Regions from separate parts of the Homo sapiens genome. Here region 2 is linked to region 1. Evidence: read pairs that join two places in POLR2A ChIA-PET (ENCODE). Cell type or tissue: GM12878. All regions are shown on one strand. Each heading gives the region's core, and the rest is flanking DNA. Links, peaks and the distances in the headings are about the cores only.

Region 1 (11,024 bases), core at 1,849-9,848:
GCAAGGCCATAGAAATGTCTTCTCTTTCCTTCAGGCCGAAGCGGGGACAGTGACCTTGACTCTCTTCAGCTTTGCCTCCCCTCTCTCCCTCTTAAACATACTTCTTCAGCAATCAAAGCCTAAGTGTGTGAGCAACTAACTTAAAGAATATCAAATATAAAACTTTGCCATATAGTATTTCAAATCACTCTATTTACAAGTTTATCTTTTCAAAAAAAAAAAAGTAAAAGATACAGTAATTCAACACAATTCAAGTTTTTCTTTTCTTCTTTAAAGTTCCCTAACAAGGAATTCCAGAAACAGGAAACACTCTGAAGCAACGCTGCCATCCAAGGGGCTCCTGGGGAGCTTGACGGTCCATCGGTTTGTAGTTTGTCTAGAGTCACCCTTGCAATGACATTCACATGTGGAAGATACGGATAACTCTGTTGTTTGCAGGCCAAGTGAATTTGAAATCTCCAGGTAGTACTTCCCCATCCAAGACAGTCTTCCACAAGATCCAGCCTCTTTTCACCAGCAAATTCCCTTTTTCAGAGGGTACTCATCCCACCCTCCAACCTTGGGTTTCTTCCTGAATCACAATGGCCTATATTAGTCTCAAGCCTTGAAAGACTGAGAAATAATTCCCTTTTTCAGAGTGGCAGTGAACATAGATGTGCTTTTAAACTATAGGCCATACGGTTAGCCTAGGAATTAACCTTGAAAACCACCACAGCACCAGTGTTCAGCAGCCCAGAGTAGGGCAAGGGGGCTGGCCAGTGGTGGGTTAGAGGCAGGCAAGGGTGGGAGCAGAGATGGGTGAATGGGAGGACATGGGGAAACCAGTCAGATGGCATCACCCATTGGGAGGCAGCATCTTACCCTTTAAAAAACAAACATCAGTTGCATGGAGGAACAGAAATATTAAGACTATGTAATTTAATCTCAAGAGGTTACTAGGGTGTGCTCCAAATATATTCCGATGCTGCTGAAATTAATCAGAAAGGGAACAGTTCCCAGCTACTATCCCATCTGCCTCAAGTAGACCACCCTAATTCCTTGATCCTGTGCTTCAAGTTGTTAGAAAACCATTCAAAAAAAGTGTACCAAAAAGGGGAGAAAAAAAATGTGTCATGCAAAGAGGATGTGTTATTTTATTTTTTTGGTTTGGTTTTAGAGTAGGTTGGGTTGCCGTGGTTACTAGGCGATGGATGGCAGCCCTTGGTGGCAGAGAGGTTCCTAGCCTGGGAGGGAGAAACGCAGGGTGTGTGTGTTCCCGTGCATGAGAAGACTGGATTGTATCTCACTGATGACAGGCCAACGGCTGCTTTAGAGATGGTGAGAGATTGGATCTTATATAAACAGTGTTTTAACCCTCTTCATCCTGCATGCAAACAGATCCAGCTGCCTGTAGCACTTTAAGTCTCAAGTACTGAGAGGTGGGGTAGAGAGAGTGCCTATTGTAAACAAAAGCAATGGATCCAGCCTGGATCTCAGCGCCAATTTCTTCACCCAGCCCCAGCAGGCTTAGCTACACAGTGTGCTCTCAGGGACTATTTCTATCTGACTTCCTCTTTCTGAAGGTTGGGCGTTTGGACCGTTGAAACAAAATGAGTGCCCCCTATTCAGGGTACTCATGAGAAAACGGCTTTGCAAGTCTTCCTCTTAGTTATCAAATGCTCTCCTCTGCTGATTGACTTCTTTTCTTGCAGTACTGATGCATGTTGGCTGAGATGATCATGGAGATGAGTGACACCAGAGCTCACAGAAACATTCATGTTGACAGGTAGCAACAGAGTCAGTCACGCTGCATTTCTCAGTGGCAAAGAGAAATGGCCTCGACACTGGAATCAGCAGTTGTCATGGATACCATGTAAAGCTCAGCAGTTCTGCTGGGGCCCACGGTTAGAGGAACTCCACGTAATTCTCAGGGATGAGGCCAGTCTTTCCGTTCAGAGTCCCCTCCAACCAGCCAGGCTCCTGAGATGGGTGAACTGTACAGGAAGGGGAGAGAAAGCGAGAAGAGATGGCATTACAGATAGAGCAGGCGGCAGATGTGTGTGTGGGGTGTGTGTGTGTGTGTGTGTGTGTGTGTGTGTGTGTGTATGAAGGAAGCTTGGACAATGAGTACAATCACTTATTAAGTTACATCATTCTAGAAGTTTAAACCAAAGGTTCTGAACCTTTTGTGGAATATAAGCCTTCTGATGAAAGCTGTCCTGAACTTTCTTTACAATGAAAAAGGAAACAGACACAGACATACAAAATTTTGTGTACAATTTTAGGGGTTTCACGGATTTTCTGAAGCTCCTGGTTTAAACTACAAAGAAGTGACAGATTCCTACTCTTGTTAGAGGGCAACAGTTGTCCTGGTCCATCCATACATGTATCCATCCTTCCATCCTTCCTTCCTTCCTTCCTTCCTTCCATCCATCCACCCACCCACCTGCCCAGTATCAACTATGTACTCAGTGCAGTGCCCATGGAAGACTGCTAAGAACTACTCTTTAAAGATATCCAGCTTCTAGAGGCTGGGCCTGGTGGTTCACGCCTGTAATGCCAGTACCTTGGGAGGCTGAGGCAGGTGAATTGCTTTAGCCCAGGAGTTTAAGAACAGCCTGGGCAACATGGCAAAACCTTGTCTCTACAAAATATACAAAAACTACCTAGGTTTGATGGAGCGTGTCTGTAGTCCCAGCTACTTGGAGGAGGGGGAGTGCCGAAGCGGGAGGATCGCTTGGGCTCAGCAGGTCGAGGCTGCAGTGAGCCGTGATTGCACCACTGCACTCCAGCCTGGGCGACAGAGCAAGACCCTGTCTCAATCAATCAATCCAGCTTCTTGTCATCATCTTACTTTCCTTCAAATCCTTACCCCCTGCTTCTAATTTCCTTGCAAATTTTCTGGGGTTTTTTTTTTTTTTTTTTTTGGTTGCTGTCATTTTGAATAGCCTTTGAATAGCCATTTCTCTGTTTCACTCACACCCTTTCTTAGTTTTCTTTCCTGTTCTCTAGATTTCCCCCTCCTCTATATACCAGTTTGAAAATTCTTCTCTTCCTCCCTCTATTGCCCTTTGATTTTTCAGTATCCAAAGAATATATATCTACTTTTGTGACATCATGATCCATCTCCATGGAAACCATTGTGATATTATAAAGATTATCTAAAATCCAGCTGAGTCTGCACAGTAGTCAATAGCAGGAAGGAAGAGAGAAGGAATCATGGGACTAAGAGGTGGGGGATGTTCATGCTTGTCAACTGAAGATGTACAGATCACTCTGCAGTGAGGCAGGACATTTACTCTTAATGTGTTAGGAAAACTCCAATTTTCCAAGATTATTTGGAGAGAATAGATTTTCCCCTATTCCCTTCCTGGGCTAATTAAATGACTTCCTGAGCTTGTTTTAGAAAAGCATTTCCGCTCCGACACTGCTACAGAATTCTAGTTTCAGTTTGTAGGGAAAGACGCAAGAACAGAAACCAAAGGAGACAAATGGGAGGCAGCAAAAGAATCAGCCTTGAGGCTTCCAGAAGATCAGTGTCAGTCAACTTTGGGTACACCTTGAGTGCCTCCTTAGGAAAAGACAAGGTTAAACATCTATTAGTTGGCCTCCAAAGTTGGCCAATTTCAGATCACTAAGCTTCAGGAATAAACAGCAAGGATACTTTGGGTTCATGACAACCCACACAAGAGACAGTCTGGGAGAGAAGTGCCTTGGAAGAAGACACAACTTAAAAGCAACCTGGCCTCTCCAATGACCAAAGCTCTCCCATGCCACTCTTAAAGAACACCCATATACCCCTGCCCTCTGCCCATCCATCCAACCAAAGCTTCCAAGATCACTTCAGTTTCTGCACTTCATACTGGTGACAACAAGACCCTCTTCCCTTTACTGGGTTCTTGCAAATATGAAAGGAGCTGGTGTGGATAAAGCACTCGGCACAGAGCCAGGCACAGAGCAAATGCTCAGTACAGGCTAGTCAGTAGGAGACCCTGGATCGGGACTGCTCAGCAAGACCCCCTCCTAGTAGCGACCTAGTAAAACCAGATGGCCCTTACCACCCACCTAAGCTTCAGGAAAAATCAAATGTTTAGAATAAAATTAACAAATCAAACCCATTCTCCAAAATAAAAACGTAGAAAGAATAAAGCAGCCAGACTGACAAAACAAAAAAACAAAAACCAGGCCCTCCCGCTTTATAGCCAAGCTCCAAGTTGAGTTATTACTCTACTGGATGCACTGAGTCCATCTCCTTCAGACCTTTCTCCTTTTCCTGGCTAGCTGTTCACCCACAGCACAGGTACTGGGGTGAAAACATTTACAATGCAATTTGAGGGCTAAGGGAAGAATTAGAGGGGACAAGAGAGGCCCTCCAAACTGGAGGCCAAAAGGTAGGTCACAGGAGATGGCAGGAGATAACACAGCCTTTGGGTTGGACTGCTGACTCACTGAGGCTTCAAGCCAGGATTTATACGAAAGCATGTGCCAGACCATGTGCTTCGGAACCCTCAGGATGCTTATTCAAACTGCACATTCCTGGGCCCCATGGCAAATCAATTAAAGCAGAATCTCTGGGAATGGGACACAGGAACCTGTATTTTCACTAGCTCACAGGAAGTTAGGAGCTATAACTTTTCTGTGCCCAAATGCCTCTGAGATAAAATGCAAATTGTCATTTACTAATAGAGGAGGGAGGCAGCACCAGTGCCCCCTTTCTTTCTGCTGTCTTCTGTTTCCATGTAAAGGCTTAGCTGAAGCCCCACTTCCTTTGTAAATACTACCATGGAATCCCTTCTACCTGCTCCCTCCTCCTCCAGACACCTAAAATGCTCATAGTACATTCCACATAGTATTCATGGGTCCTATTTATATGCTGTTCAAACGTGCTAAGCTTTGCTTCTCTATCTAGTTTTTCAGTGCGTTTTGGTTTGGATTATAGCACTTCCTGGCTCCACAACCTTCAGTAACTCCCTTCTGCCTCGTGAATTATAATGATACAAGCTAACACTTAGATATGTTATGAAGCTGCTGTGTGCTTGGAGTTTTAGACATGTTGATTCATTTGATCCTCAGGATCCCAGCTTGTATTATTATTATCTGTATTTTGCAGATGAGAAAATTAAGGCTCAGAGAGGTAAAATAATTTGTGCATGGTCATAATACTGGAACCAAAATTTGAACCCAGCTTGTTTGACTCCAGAGACCAACTCCCTTCCCACTGTATCAGGCCTCTATTTAACCAGAGGGTGTGACCCATGCTGATAAGGATGATAACATGTTGAGCACATGCCAGGTGGCAGACCCTTTGCGAATACGCACTTCACACCTGAGTTTCCTCCTTTCATCTTCAGAATGACTATGGAGTTGGTTCTGCTATTATCCTCACTTTACTGATGAAAAACTGTGGCTGTGAAAAGTTAAGCATCTTGGCCAAAATTAAATATTAATAGCTGGTAGACAATGAAAATGAATCAGAGACCAAGACATCTGATCCCAGAGTCTGTCACCTTAACTACTACTGCTGTTGCCTAGCCCAATGCTCTGAACATCAAAGATGCTAAGTGCTTGTTGGGCTGAATGGCGCCAATGTGCAACACTGAACTGCACCAGTGTCCAACATGCTATACAAACACAAAAGGTGTTGCCACAAGCTGCCTGAGTGGCTCTTCAGCTCAACAGCATATACTAAATATAAGCTGCTGGGGACATGGGTGAGCTTCCTGCCAACCACTTTCTCTCGGCTCTACCCATGTACACCATACATCCCTGTGTACACAACTCATGTCTTCTGCCCTCCTTCACTCACCATGGACAGGGAGCAAGTGTGTGACTAAGGTCTCTAATGGCTGACTGTCCCCAAAAGAAGTCTTAACTAAAAGAGGTGCAGACCCCTGGGTAATTAAAGTACATTCACTCATTTAACAAATGTTTACTGAGCACCTACCACGTGCTAGACACCATGCTAGGTCCTTGCACATAGCACAGAACAAGCAGACCAGATTTTGCTCGGCAGGACAATCAAGCAATAAGCAAGCATATAATTTTAGGTAGTGGTAAAAGGAGAGAGAAAGACTAGAGCAGTGGGTAGTGCAAGTACAACGGCCCTGTGACGGGAAAAAGCTGGGCATGATTTTAGAACAGTGGTGTGCATCTATTTCTTAAAGGGCCTCATAGTGAGAGTGTCTCTCTCCTTAACTCTGCCACTGTAGTGCCACAGATAACACGCAGACACAAAGGCATGAGTGTCTGTGTTCCAGTAAAGCTTTATTTACAAAAACAGGTGGCGGGTTGGATTTGACTGGCAGGTCATAGTTTGCTGACCTTACTTGAGAACATAAAGAAGGCCTGCAAAGCTGCAGTATGTCAAGTGAGGGTGAGAGGAGGTCAGAGGGGTAGGAACTAGGCCCTAGGGGCCTTGTAAGTCATTCTCAGAGCAGTGGGAGGCCACTGATAGATTTTAAGCAGGAAATAACATGATGTGATTTTCATTTTCAAAGATGACTCTTGCTGCTATGTGAAGAAGGGGTTCTGGGAGCAAGAGTGGAAGCCAGTGACAAGATGTGTCAGGCGGCCAGTGGAAGCGCCCAGGTGAGAGGTGAAGGTGGCCTGGGCTTGGGCGTGGCAGCGAAGATGGCTGGAGAAACTGAAGGAGATCCCTGAGTGCCCTCCTGTTAACCCATTTCCTAGGCAGCTTGGGGGCTCCCCCATGAGGATGTTCTCCAGCAGCAAAGGAAATTTGGGACAGGCCTGCTGTGTAGTGGTGCTGTGTTAGGTACCATGGGAATGAATGGATCCAGCTCCTCTCAAATCTTATTAAAAGTATCCCTAGAACCCAATTTTAGTGACTGCCATGTGCATTTTCCAGGTATCACGAATCATGCTGCTTCAAGATGACTAACGTTCCTGAGAATATGAGCTATTTCTCTTTCCAGTTACTGTCTGAGGTGCTCTTGTTGAAATGGACAGTTTCCCAGTAGATTGGCCAGGGATGACACTGGAATTATTTCTAGGTATTGCACGTATTGCACATCCATTTCCCACTGCACAAAGCCCATGAGCTGACAGCAGCAGCCACTCCAGAGTCACAGTAGGGGCCCCTGGAATCCAAAGGCTTCAAGATTAATCATTACGAAACAACAGACTTTCCCCTCCACGGGCCCCTCCCTTTTCCTCTTCCTTATTCATTCTTCTTAATCCTGAAACACACAAAAAGACACACATACACACACACACGTGCACTTTCTGATTGGTTTGATCATTTAATCTGACAACTACACAGCATACAAATTAAACAGCCTTTACCTCATATCCCCAGCAGTAAACTAACAAGAAATGGAACAAGGAAAAAGACCCCCCACCCCACCCACCGCCTGACAGAATAATAGTGTTCTGTAATGCCTCATTTTCTCCTGTAGAGGTGAAGGAGTGGGGAGGAAGAGGGTCTGTGTAAGCATTTTCCTCTGGAAAAAAGACCTAATAACATATTTTGAGCTAACCCAATTGAGAAAGTGTACTAACGTTTTGTCAGGTCCATTTTCTACTGCAACTCAGTCAACACTGAGAGGTGTTTTCTTTCAGGTTCAATTTGGCCTTTTGCTCCTCAGGGAATTTGAAAGGTCACTGGCAAGGCTGGTTAAAAGCAGACCAGTGTCAGCGAACTCTGCCATGACTCCTAGAGACCACAGGAAGGCTTGGGTAAGGTCTCTCACTCACTCAACCAAACTTTCCTCCTGCTCTCAACAATACCTATAGGATTTATGATGACGACCATGTTGTATGTGGGAGCAGTTACAGAATTGTTAGGTGACAGGTGGCAGGTTGGATTTGACGGGCAGGTCATAGTTTGCCGACCTTGCTTGAGAACATGAAGAAGGCATGAGGCTGTAGTATGTCAAGTGAGGGCGTGAGGTCAGAGGGGCAGGAACTGGGCCCTGGAGGGCCTTGTAAGTAATTCTCAGAGCAATGGGAGGCCACTGAAGGGCTTTAATGCCATTTCCGTTTTTCAAAGATCACTCTCGCTGCTCTGTAAAGAGGGGGTTATGGCAGCAAGAGCAGATGTGAGAAGATGTGTCAGGCGGCCAGTGGAAGTGCCCAGGTGAGAGGTGGAGGTGCCCGGAGCTTCGGTGTGGCAGTGAAGATGGCTGTGGAAGCTGAAGGACACTCTGCTGGGGAAAAAAAGGACTTGGCAGTTAACAATCATCCAGGCTTCTCTTCCTTTTTCCCCCTTTATGCTTAACTATTTAAGCTACTGCAGAAAGACTTAAAAATGAAAGAAGGTAGGAACATAAAATGGTAAAATGGTGCAACTTCTTTGTGAAACAGTTCGGCATTTCCTCAAACACTTAAACACGGAATTAATATGACCCTGCAATCCCACTCCTAGGTATATCCCCAAGAGAACTGGAAACCTACGCCCTCACAAAAACCTACACACATGTTCACAGCAGCATTATTCAAGCAGCCAAAAAGAGGAAACAACGTGCCCATCTACTGATGAATAAGCTTACATAAAATGTGCTATATCCATACCATCGCACATAAAAAGGAAGAAGGTTCTGACATGCTACAATGTGGATGAACCTTGAAAACATTATGCAAACTAAAGAATCCAGTTTCAAAGATCACATACTATATAATTCCATTTGTATGAAATGTCCGGAGCAGGCAAATCTAGAGAGACAAAGTAGAAGAGTGGTTGCCTTGGGCTGGATGGAAATGGGTTGTGGTAAGTGGGGCATGACTGCTAAAAGGTATGGGGTTTCTTTTGGGGGTGATGAAAATATTCTGGAATTATATAGTGGCAATGGTTGCACAACTCTGAATATACTAAAAACCATTGAATTGTACATTTTAAATGGGTAAATTGTATGTTGTATGGCTATCTTAATAAACCGTTAAAAAATGGAAGAAGGCTGCACTCACCAAAAGGAATCAAAAAGAAGACAGAAGCATATACATAACTTTTGATAGTTTAAAACAATTCTGCCCCTGAGATCAGGAGTCCTTTGTGTTGTCAGAGGGAATGGTTGTTAGAAACATGATGATCCCCTGCCCATATGAGCAGTGAATTGGGACTTAGAGGACAGACCTTTAAGCCCTGGATTCACCTGTCAATGTAGGAATCTCTCAAATCCTGCTCTTCTATAGGCAGAAGCCCCTTCCTTGCTGACAAAGCAGGGGGGCAGAAGCCCAAGCAACGCAGCCCATTCTGGTTTGTCTTCTGCAAGGGCCGTGTCATGTTACGGCAGGGCCAGGACTCCGCCGCCTGGGCCTGTGTGGGGGACACTCACCAGTGAAATGGCTTTGGACAGCCTTCAGCAGACCCACTGCACCTGCAGTCTGCTGGGGCCTGCAAGCACCAGCTGTGGACAGGAGAGGTGGCTGGGCTGGCTGTTCGTGCATTTTGATTTATAAAGGGCCTAGATGAAAGTTAATGGAGCAAAGGCTTAAGGACAGTGCTTGAGGCTTTGAGAACGATAAAAGGGAATGCAGACTCAGACGCCCACATGCAGTTCTGGGGTAATCCCTCCCACTCCTGCTGACCCAGAAGGCCAAGGGTTGAGTGTGACCTGGGAGAGACCCTCATGTTCTGTGCCTTGTTCCCCCTTTTGTCTACCTGTACCTGATGGATATCTCTGCTATGCTGAATGCAGGGGCTGGGCACACACAATGGCAGCCCCTGTGGACGTGACTACAGTCAAGGGCTGGTCCCCAGGAACTCATCTCTGCTCTGGCCTGGAATGTGTTTACAGATGCAGCCAGGACCCACGGAATCAGGTGCAGCACCCACTGCCCAGACAAAAGTGAGGAAAAACTGTCACTGTGAACTATGAGAGCATCAGGGCCTTTTTCGAAGATGGATACAATGATGATGATGGTTTTAATAATAAAAATATTAATTTAGTGAATGCTTAATACATGTTGAGTACCATTTTAAACATGTGATGTGTATGATCTCTTAAAGCCACTTCCAGGTCCTGGGCTGGGTCTTTTGCAGGCACAATCTCATTTACAGTGGTAACAACTCAACATGGAGCTGATTACACTAGTCCACTCTTCACAATGTCTCCGGAAGTCCTGCTGCTGCTATTTTATTTTGGGAAAAGACACAGAAACCAACACACACAGACGCACACACACTTTTTTTCTTACCCATTGTATTGAGATTTTCCCTCGGGAGGAGCTTTGAAAATGCCAGTTATTTATGTGCTCCCCTTGCCCCCGCCCCCCGCCCATATCTTTGTGAGGGGATGAGAAACTCACCGTTATCGAAGACCGTGCCTGCTGTGAACGAAAGTTCTGAGTCATGTTCAGCTTTGCAGGCATACAAGGCTTTTGCCTTCCGGAACGGTGTGCTGTGTGAAAACAGGAGTTTATTTAACATTTTTGAAAAAACCCTTAGAAAGCCCCAGACATTTCATCTCTCTTCTTCCCTTTCCCTGTAAGCTACCTAGTCCCCTCTCGTGGGAAGTGCCTGGCAAGGCAGCCAGATGGCAAGACATGAGGTGGGAAAGCTGCAAAGATCACAGGAGAAAAATGAGAAATATTCAGAGAAAAGCCATAAGCTTCAAGAAACTACACTTTTTGTGGGGTCACCTTGTGCCATGTTAAAACTTTACCTGGGAGTTACAACAGCCAAACAGCGGGAGGGCAGGCTGGGCCCCATTTTTGGAGCAGGAGTGCCTTGGGGGAAGGGAGGGAAGCAGGGGCAGGAAAGAAGTTCCAAGCTGCTCTGGGGAACACACTCCCAACAGAACCTGTTGAAAGCTGGCAATGCTCAGTGAGTCAAAAAGAAGAAATTCCAGCAAAGCCAAGTTTCAGTTCCAGGCCACGGGCGGACATGAGCTCTCCCAGATGTTCCTGATTTCTTACTAGACTGGGTCTTGCTGGTGAGACAGGATTCCAGAGCTGGAGCTCTCCAACCCCCAGGGGAGGGAATAGACAAGGTGCATGAGGGCAATTACACATGTGTGTGCATGAGCACACACGTGCACCTGTATGGGGAGTGTGGGGAGGAGGAAGAAGGGAGAGGGGACATGAGGCAT
Region 2 (8,000 bases), core at 1-8,000, 74 kb before region 1:
AAAAAATTGTTGTTGTTTTTACAGCCAACAAGAATGAGTTTTTACTTATTCTACTACACTATAACTTTGTTGAAATTTTCAGTTATATGAGTATAACCATGTACAAGAAACTAAAGGAAAAAAAGGTGCCTCCCAGAAAAGGAGTGCTTTACCTACTATTAAGGACTAGGGAGGTGCCTCTTCGGTAAGAGCAGATTTTAAATTTGAAGAGCCTCTGATCACTTTGGCAGCATATAAGTCATGTCTAATTTATTTTATATAAAGGAATAAACCACATATTCAGTAGAGAAAAATAATAACCTTTCTGTTGTTAAGTCCAAGACGACTTTCTGTCAGAAACTTAAAAAAAAAAAAAAATCTTGAAGCATTTTAAAAGCTGTGAACTGGGCCCAGTTTCAGGCTCTTAGTGTCATTTCACAAGTCAGGAAACTTTAGAGACCTATTTGAAAATCATAGGTATGTAATGACTTCAGAATCATAAGCAAGAATTGGTTTAGTACCTTTAGTTTAAAGAATATTAAGGCATATGCCTGTCAGAGGCAGATTTTGAGCATCAGAAGTCTAGAATCAAGTTCTAGGTCTCGCCCTCTGCATAACTGTGAACAGTGTCACACATTTTTGTCTTTAGGATGGACTGCTGTGAAAAAATTTACCTTTAAAAATCAAGTGTGTAGGACCTAAAACTGTCGTCTAATTGACCGTATTCAAATGATAAACCTTGATTTAAATGAGCAACTAGTAATAAGTTCTATAAGAATTCTAACACTTTAATTAAATAATAAAATAATACATGGCATGCATGATAGAAAATAATATCTCCACTGTTACATTAGATTATTCATTAGTCTATTTAAACAGCCAAGATGCAGGAAGTTTAAGGAAAGTTCTCCAAAATTCTGATTTTATAGGGAATTAGCAATAATATTATTGCAGTAGTTGTTTTTCTTTATGAGTTCATAGTTTTGCAAAACAAAACAAAAATGTGCTTTTTGGGGGGAAGTAGCAGTATTTCTAACTAATACCCTGCTATTTATCTTTCACAGGCAGAGAATGACTCTACCCTGCATGTACGACCAATGTAAACACATGCTGTATGTTTCCTCTGAGTTACACAGGCTTCAGGTATCTTATGAAGAGTATCTCTGTATGAAAACCTTACTGCTTCTCTCTTCAGGTTGGTAGAACACCTTTTCACCTTATGTCAAAAGCATGAAATATGAAGGCCTAGAAACAAAGGTTAATTTATATACATAGTACTAATAATTATACCAAGTCTACTATTATTTCCTACTAGTCAGATGATTTTTATGAATGTAAAATATTAGAAAGGCACAGTAAGTGACACCAAGATTAATAAGACAAATAGGTATGGCAGAAACAGAGAGGTATATGAGCTGCATAGGGATCTCTGTTGATAAGAATCTGTGTAGACTTTTTTCTCCTTCCTTCCTTTGATCTTTGATCATGGGAAGACATGGAAAAAGAAAGCTAACTACAGTGATTTTGTCCACTACACTGTTATTTGGTTAAAAATTTTAGTTTCCTAATGAGTATTAGCATGTATGAGAAATTATGGGAGAAAAAGGCGCATCCTAGAAAAGGTGTGCTTAATTACTATTGGGGATTGGTTAACATAGCATGGGAGCTGGATTGTCAGAGATTCATTATCTAGAAAATGGCAACAAGAGTTTATAAAACGAACTTCTGTGAGATTACTTTTTAGCTAGCAAAGACAAAGATGTCCTTCAGTAGGTGAAGTGATAAACTATGATACATCCAGATGATGGAATACTATTGAGGACTAAAAAGAAATAAGCTGTCAAGCCATGAAAACACATGGAGGGACGTTAAATGCATATTACTAAGTGAAAAAAGCTAATCTGAAAGGGCTACATACTGTGTGATTCTAACTATATAACATTCCATAAAAGGCAAAACTGTGAAGACAGCAAAAAAAAATCAGCGGTTGCCAGGGTTTAGAAGGAAGGGAGGGATAAATGTGCAGAGCACAGAGGATTTTTAGGGCAGTGAAAATACTTCGTATGATACTACAATGGTGGAAACATGTCATTATACATTTATCCAAACCCAAAGAATGTCCACCACCAAGAGTGAACCCTCAACTATGGACTTTGGGTGATGATGTGTGGGACAGGAGGTATATGAAAAATCTCTGTACCTTCCTCCCAATTTTGCTGTGAACTTAAAACTGCTCTAAAAAAAGTCTTTTTTAAAAAAAGCTCTATGAACTAGTTGGTATTATAAACCTTAGGCCATTTCAAGTAAAAATTACATATCAATGTTTATTAAATACTGAGTTAATAGCTGAATACCTCTTTCATATACAAATAAGTACATTTGCAATTTTTTAAAAAGTCTTAATTCCATTAGTAACTGTGGTTTCATAGTTGCCAAATAACTGTAAGCTATGGATGTTGCACAAGACTGTGATTTTATTTAATCATTTCATATCTATTTAAACATTTCCAAAGCGCACATTCATCTTAATGTTTTCACACTATTTTTGCTCAACAAAAAGTTATTTTATGTTAATGGATATAAGAAGTATTAATAATATTTCAGTCAAGGCAAGAGAACCCGATAAAGATCATTGCTAGAGACGTTTAATGTTACCTGTAGCGGTACACTTGTTAAAGAAGTGATTAAGCAGTTACATAAAATTCTGATCATAGCTTTGATTGATACCATGAAGGTATAATTCAGTGCCTGGATACTAACAACTTTACTTGTTTAAAAAAAAAAAAAAAAGAATGGTTTCAATTGTATACATCCCAGACTAATTGAGCTATATGATTTTTTTCATTGTAAATAATATCACGAGTTCTTCTTGTTAAAAAATAATAGAATCATAAGGATGGAAATATATACCTTAAGATATAGACTTCTACTATGATAGACTACTGGAATAGGTATATAACCTCCCACCAAAAATGCTAGACTAAAAAAATTAAGAACTAAGTGAAGGCAGGAACCTACAGAGATAAGTGGAACTCAAGCCAACTTGCTCTTTGACGGCATTTGTAGAACCTGGTAAATTAGTAAGTTTAGTAAGTTGGGGTTTTTTTAAGTTTATAATCTTTTTTAAAATGATTTCAATAGGTTTTTGGGGAACAGGTAGTGGTAGGTTACATGAATAAGTTCTTTAGTGGTGATTTCTGGGATTTTGGTGCACCCATCACCCGAGCAGTGTACACTGTACCCAATGTGTAGTCTTTCATCCCTCATCCCCTCCCCAACCCTAGTCCACAAAGTCCATAATATCATTCTCATGCCTTTGCATCTTCATAGTTTAGCTCCCACTTAGAAGTGAGAACATGCAATATTTGGTTTCCCATTCCTGGGTTACTTCACTTACAATAATGGTTTCCAGTTCCATCCAGGTTGCTGCAAATGCCATTATTTTGTTCCTTTTTGTGGCTGAGTAGTATTCCATGGTATATATATACCACATTTTCTTTATCCACTCGTTGATTGATGGGCATTTGGACTGGTTCTGTATATTTAGTAAGTTTAAAAACAAGGGATGGAAATATAAATGCAGTTGAAAAGGCAGTGGATGGATCTAAAAGCAGAAGAATACAATTGTTTTTAATGATTGTGTATATGTTTGTGTATATAAACCACAAGGGAAATCTGTAGGTACTGAAAATCACAACAGGAAAATGGCAACAAAGCTATAGAAACTGGAAAAGCAATGACTTTTCTTAGATCCCTCAGAGAATGGAGGTCATAGGACAAACCACCACTTCAAAATCTAGAAGAATAGACAAATACAGAGAAACAGCCAAGATCAGCTTACTGGGAAAAGATGCCACTGAAGCCAGGAAGACTATGGCAATTTGGGAAAAGATGCCACTGAAGCCAGGAAGACTATGGCAATTTTGATGAATTGCTGGAGGCTGAGTGAGGACTAGCTTCAGAGTTAAAAACTCCCAGGGACCCAGTCTTAGTGGGGGTTTCCTGCAATTTCTTGGGTTTACCCCACAAAATTTCTAACTTCCAGAAACTCCACAAGGTTCTTATGGTGAAGATGCAAGAAAAATTCCCTCCTTTTTCTGGTAGGAGTAGAGGGAAGGTAAAATTTGGAAATACGTAGCAGAGTGTTCACAACAAAAGGCCTGCCCTGTAAGGAAAACTAATTCAACAGGCCCTTATGTGACCTGGGGGAAAGGCAAATAGAGGATTCTAGCCCTTCCTTAGCCTTCTTGTCTCATTTCTGAAAGTCACAGCCCAGGGATTCAGACCCACTAAAAAAAACTGAGATTTAATCATAAAGATTAAAAAACAATTCCCCTCCCCCTCCCCAACACCTTACCACCATATAAACAGGGCTCCAGGATAAAATAACAGTGGATTACAACTGAGAGAGCTGCAAGACACAAGCTGTTTAAGGAGCTCTTAGGAAACCCAAAAACAACAGAAGAAAAAGTAAATAAAAACAAGGAAACTAGAGGAAACTGAAGCCTCCAGTACCTACAATTATGGCAAACATTAAATACAGCCCAGCTCCTAGCCAGATTAGCATGAAACCTCACACTAAAAGTCTAATTACTTCAGTTTTGATATATCAATCATGTCCAGCTTTCAGCAAAAAAACTACAAGGCATGCTAAAAGGCAAGAAAAACCCACGGTCTGAAGAGACAAAACAAGCATCAGAAGCAGTCCTCAGATATGACACAAATATTTCAATTATCAGATAGGGAATTTACAATACCTATGATTAGTAGGTTAAAGGCTCCAATGGAAAAAAGTAGACAACATGCAAGAAGTGATGTACGCAGAGAGATGGAAACTCTAAAAATAAATGCTAAGGAATGCTGTAAGGAAATGCAGAATGATGTTGATGGGCTCATCAGTAGACTGAGCACAGCCAAGCAAAGAGTCAGTGAGCTTGAAGATAGATAGGTCAAAGGAAATTCCCCCAAACTCAAATGCAATATAAACATAGTAGACATTAATCCAGCTGTATCAGTAATTACTTTAAATTTGAATGCTCTAAGTACACCAATCAGCTATTTTTTTAACTAGGAGGTGAAAATAAAGTTTGCCACCAGATGCTCACTAAAAAATTATTAGAGGATATATCCCAGCCAGGCGTGGTGGCTCACACCGGTAATCCCAACACTTTGGGAGGCTGAGGCAGGCAGATCACAGAGTCAAGAGATCAAGACCATCCTGGCTTACGTGGTAAAACCCCATCTCTACTAGAAATACAAAACTTAGCTGGGGGTGGTGGTGCGCGCCTGTAGTCCCAGCTACTCAGGAGGCTGAGGCAGGAGAATCACTTGAACCTGGGACGTAGAGGTTGCAGAGAGCCAAGATAGCACCACTGCACTCCAGCCTAGTGACAGAGGGAGACTCCATCTTAGAAAAAAAATAATAAAAGTAATCCCATCTTTAAGAAGGACTGAAGAATAACAAAAGTGGTAAATAATATAGATACATTTAAACTGACATTTACTATGTATATAAAATAACAACAGTAACAATTTCCTTGAGGGCTAAAAAGTAGAACTAAAGTAAGTTTCAAGGATGACAACTAGAAATAGGGTATGCAGGGTATGCAAAGTACCAAACCATTGGGGGAAGAGAATACCTAAGAAAAACAATCCAAAAGAATGAAAGACATGAGAGGAGGGAGAAAAAAATGCATAAACAAGGGCATGATAACAGGAAGTAACAGATAAGGTACATTAGTACAGCTAAATTCAAACACATCAGTAGTTTAGTTTCATTAAATATAGAGATGGGGCCAGGTGTAGTGGCTCACACCTATAATCCCAGCACTTTGGGAGGCTGTGGGCAGATCACTTGAGGTCAGGAGTTCGAGACCAGCCTGACCAACATGGCGAAACCCCGACTCTACTAAAACTATAAAAAGCCGGGTGTGGTGGTGCATGCCTGTTATCCTAGCTACTCGGGAGGCTGAGGCACAAGAATCATTTGAACCTGGGAGATGGAGGTTGCAGTGAGCCAAGATCGTGCCACTCTTCTCCAAACTGGGTGACAGAGGGACACTGTCTCAAAAATAAAATAAATGTAGAGATGGACTGAATGCTCCAAGCTAATCTGACAGGATTTTAGAAATAATCCAAATTTATGCTATTTAAAAAAAGCTATATCTGAATAAAGATATTGAAAGGCTGAAGTAAAAGGATCTACTTTGCATAGTATAACCCAAGACATGGCCAACTTTTTCTGTAAAGGGCCAGATGGTAAATGTTGTTAGCTTTGCACAGTCTCTGTCACAGCTACTAAACTCTGCCCTTGTGGCAGGAACATAGTCATTGACGGTACTCAAATAGAACAGGCATGGCTGTGTTCCAATAAAACTTTATTTACAAATACAGGCTGCAAGTAGGATTTGGCCCATAGGCCAAAGTTTGCTGGCCCCTATATTGACCAAAACAAAACCGAAGGAGCTACATTATTACCAAGCAAAATAGATGTTAAGGCAAAATACTCCTTAAAGCATTTGTTCAGGAAAAATAATTGTAAATATATAGTTTCAAATTACATAATACAAAAATTCATAGAACAAGAATACTTAGATAAATCTAGTAAAAATAATGAGATTTTACTATACCTTTCTTACAAATTAAGCAGACAAAAAAATAAGGATATGGATGTACATTTCATCTCTCTTGGGTCAATACTGAGGTGTGAGATCACTGGGACATAGGTTGAGTGTGTGTTTAAATTTATTTTTAAAATTGCCAAACTTTTCCGCAATTGTTAACATTTACCAGAAATGTATGAGACTTCTTAAGATCCATTCTATATCCTCCTCAGTACTTGGTACTGTCAGCCTCTTTCATCGTAGGTATACTGATGATTAAAAATATTAAGCATCTTTTCATGGGCTTATTGGCCACCTATATTTCTTATTTGGTATTGTGCCTCTTTTAATCTTTTGCCCATTTTTTAACTGGGTTTTAAGAATTGTTCAAATATTCTCAATGTGGCCCTTTGTTAAATATATGTTTTGCATGTTTTCTTTAAGTGGATTACATTTACAGTTTTCTTAAAAAAATGTAGAGATGAGCAAAAGTGTATAATTTTGAAGAAAGCTTCGTGTCTTTGTTTACTAAGAAAGTTTTGCTTAATCCAGGGTTAAAAAGATTTTCTACTATTTGTTTTCTTATAGAAATTCTGTAGTTTCAGCTCACATGCTTAAGTATATGATGCAAGGTAAGGGACAAGGTTCATTTTCTTCCCCAAAATCCATATCTGGTTGCTCCAGAACTTGACTCTCTTTTCCCTATTGAGTTACTTGGCAATTTTGTAGAAAATCAGTTGTTTGTATATGTGTGGGTCTACTTTCAGACTCTTTTTCTTACCCAACGATCTGTATTTCTTACCCAATGATCTGTATGCCTATATTCATATTGATAACACCCTGTCTTGATTACTGTTGCATTACAGTAAATCTTGAAATTTGGTAATATGAATTCTCCAAATCTGTTGTTCTTTTCCAAACTGTTGTTTTGGATATTCTAGTTTCCTTGCATTTCCACTTCCTTTTTTTTTTTTTTTTTTGAGATGGAGTCTCACTATTGTTGCCCAGGCTGGAGTGCAGTGGCATGATCTTGGCTCATCGCAGCCTCAGCCTCCCCAGCAGTGGGATTGCAGGCACCCACCATCATGCTTGGCTAATTTTTGTATTTTTAGTAGAGACGGGGTTTCGCCATGTTGGCCAGGCTGGTCTCAAACCCTGACCTCAGGTGATCCACCCACCTCGGCCTCCCAAAGTGCTGGGATTACAGGCATGAGCCACTGTGCCTGGTCTTCCACGTATTTTTTAATTAGCTTGACAATCTCTACCAAAAAGTCTTTTGGGGCTGGGTGTGGTAGTTCATGCCTGTAATTCCACCACTTTGAGAGGCCAAGGCAGGCAGATCGCTTAAGCCCAGGAGTTTGAGACCAGCCTGGGCAAAATGTCGAAACCCTGTCACTACACAAAATAGAAAAAATTAGC

The links. ChIA-PET counts read pairs that join two places held together with the same protein. Peaks named below come from ENCODE experiments on the same cell type or tissue, not always from the same donor. Only the 100,000 strongest peaks of a DNase experiment are listed, where the experiment ranks them.
Region 2: POLR2A ChIA-PET joins it to region 1 with 10 read pairs; 4 of 35 experiments call an interaction of 5 or more read pairs at or near these places.

The regions. Positions count from the first base shown.
Region 1 is chr5:143,213,307-143,224,330 of GRCh38, reverse strand. ARHGAP26 (Rho GTPase activating protein 26) reads right to left here. Exons shown (of 23, transcript NM_001135608.3): 22 at 10,243-10,334; 23 at 1-1,973. The coding sequence ends at 1,885. It overlaps LOC124901099 (a long non-coding RNA gene), which reads left to right and starts at 2,908. Exons shown (of 2, transcript XR_007058981.1): 1 at 2,908-6,567; 2 at 9,732-9,894. RefSeq lists enhancers at 6,505-6,604, 8,821-9,369, 9,370-9,918, 10,498-10,547 and a silencer at 7,145-7,244. In GM12878, for the core only: no CTCF peak of the experiment used is centred there; DNase peaks (open chromatin) are centred at 2,877, 3,420, 6,340 and 6,993; H3K4me3 peaks cover 1,091 bases; H3K27ac peaks cover 8,000 bases.
Region 2 is chr5:143,288,634-143,296,633 of GRCh38, reverse strand. NR3C1 (nuclear receptor subfamily 3 group C member 1) reads left to right here. Exons shown (of 9, transcript NM_000176.3): 7 at 1,044-1,174. Among named protein-coding and RNA genes, the nearest start is that of ARHGAP26-IT1, 100 kb to the right of the region's middle. In GM12878, for the core only: no CTCF peak of the experiment used is centred there; no DNase peak of the experiment used is centred there.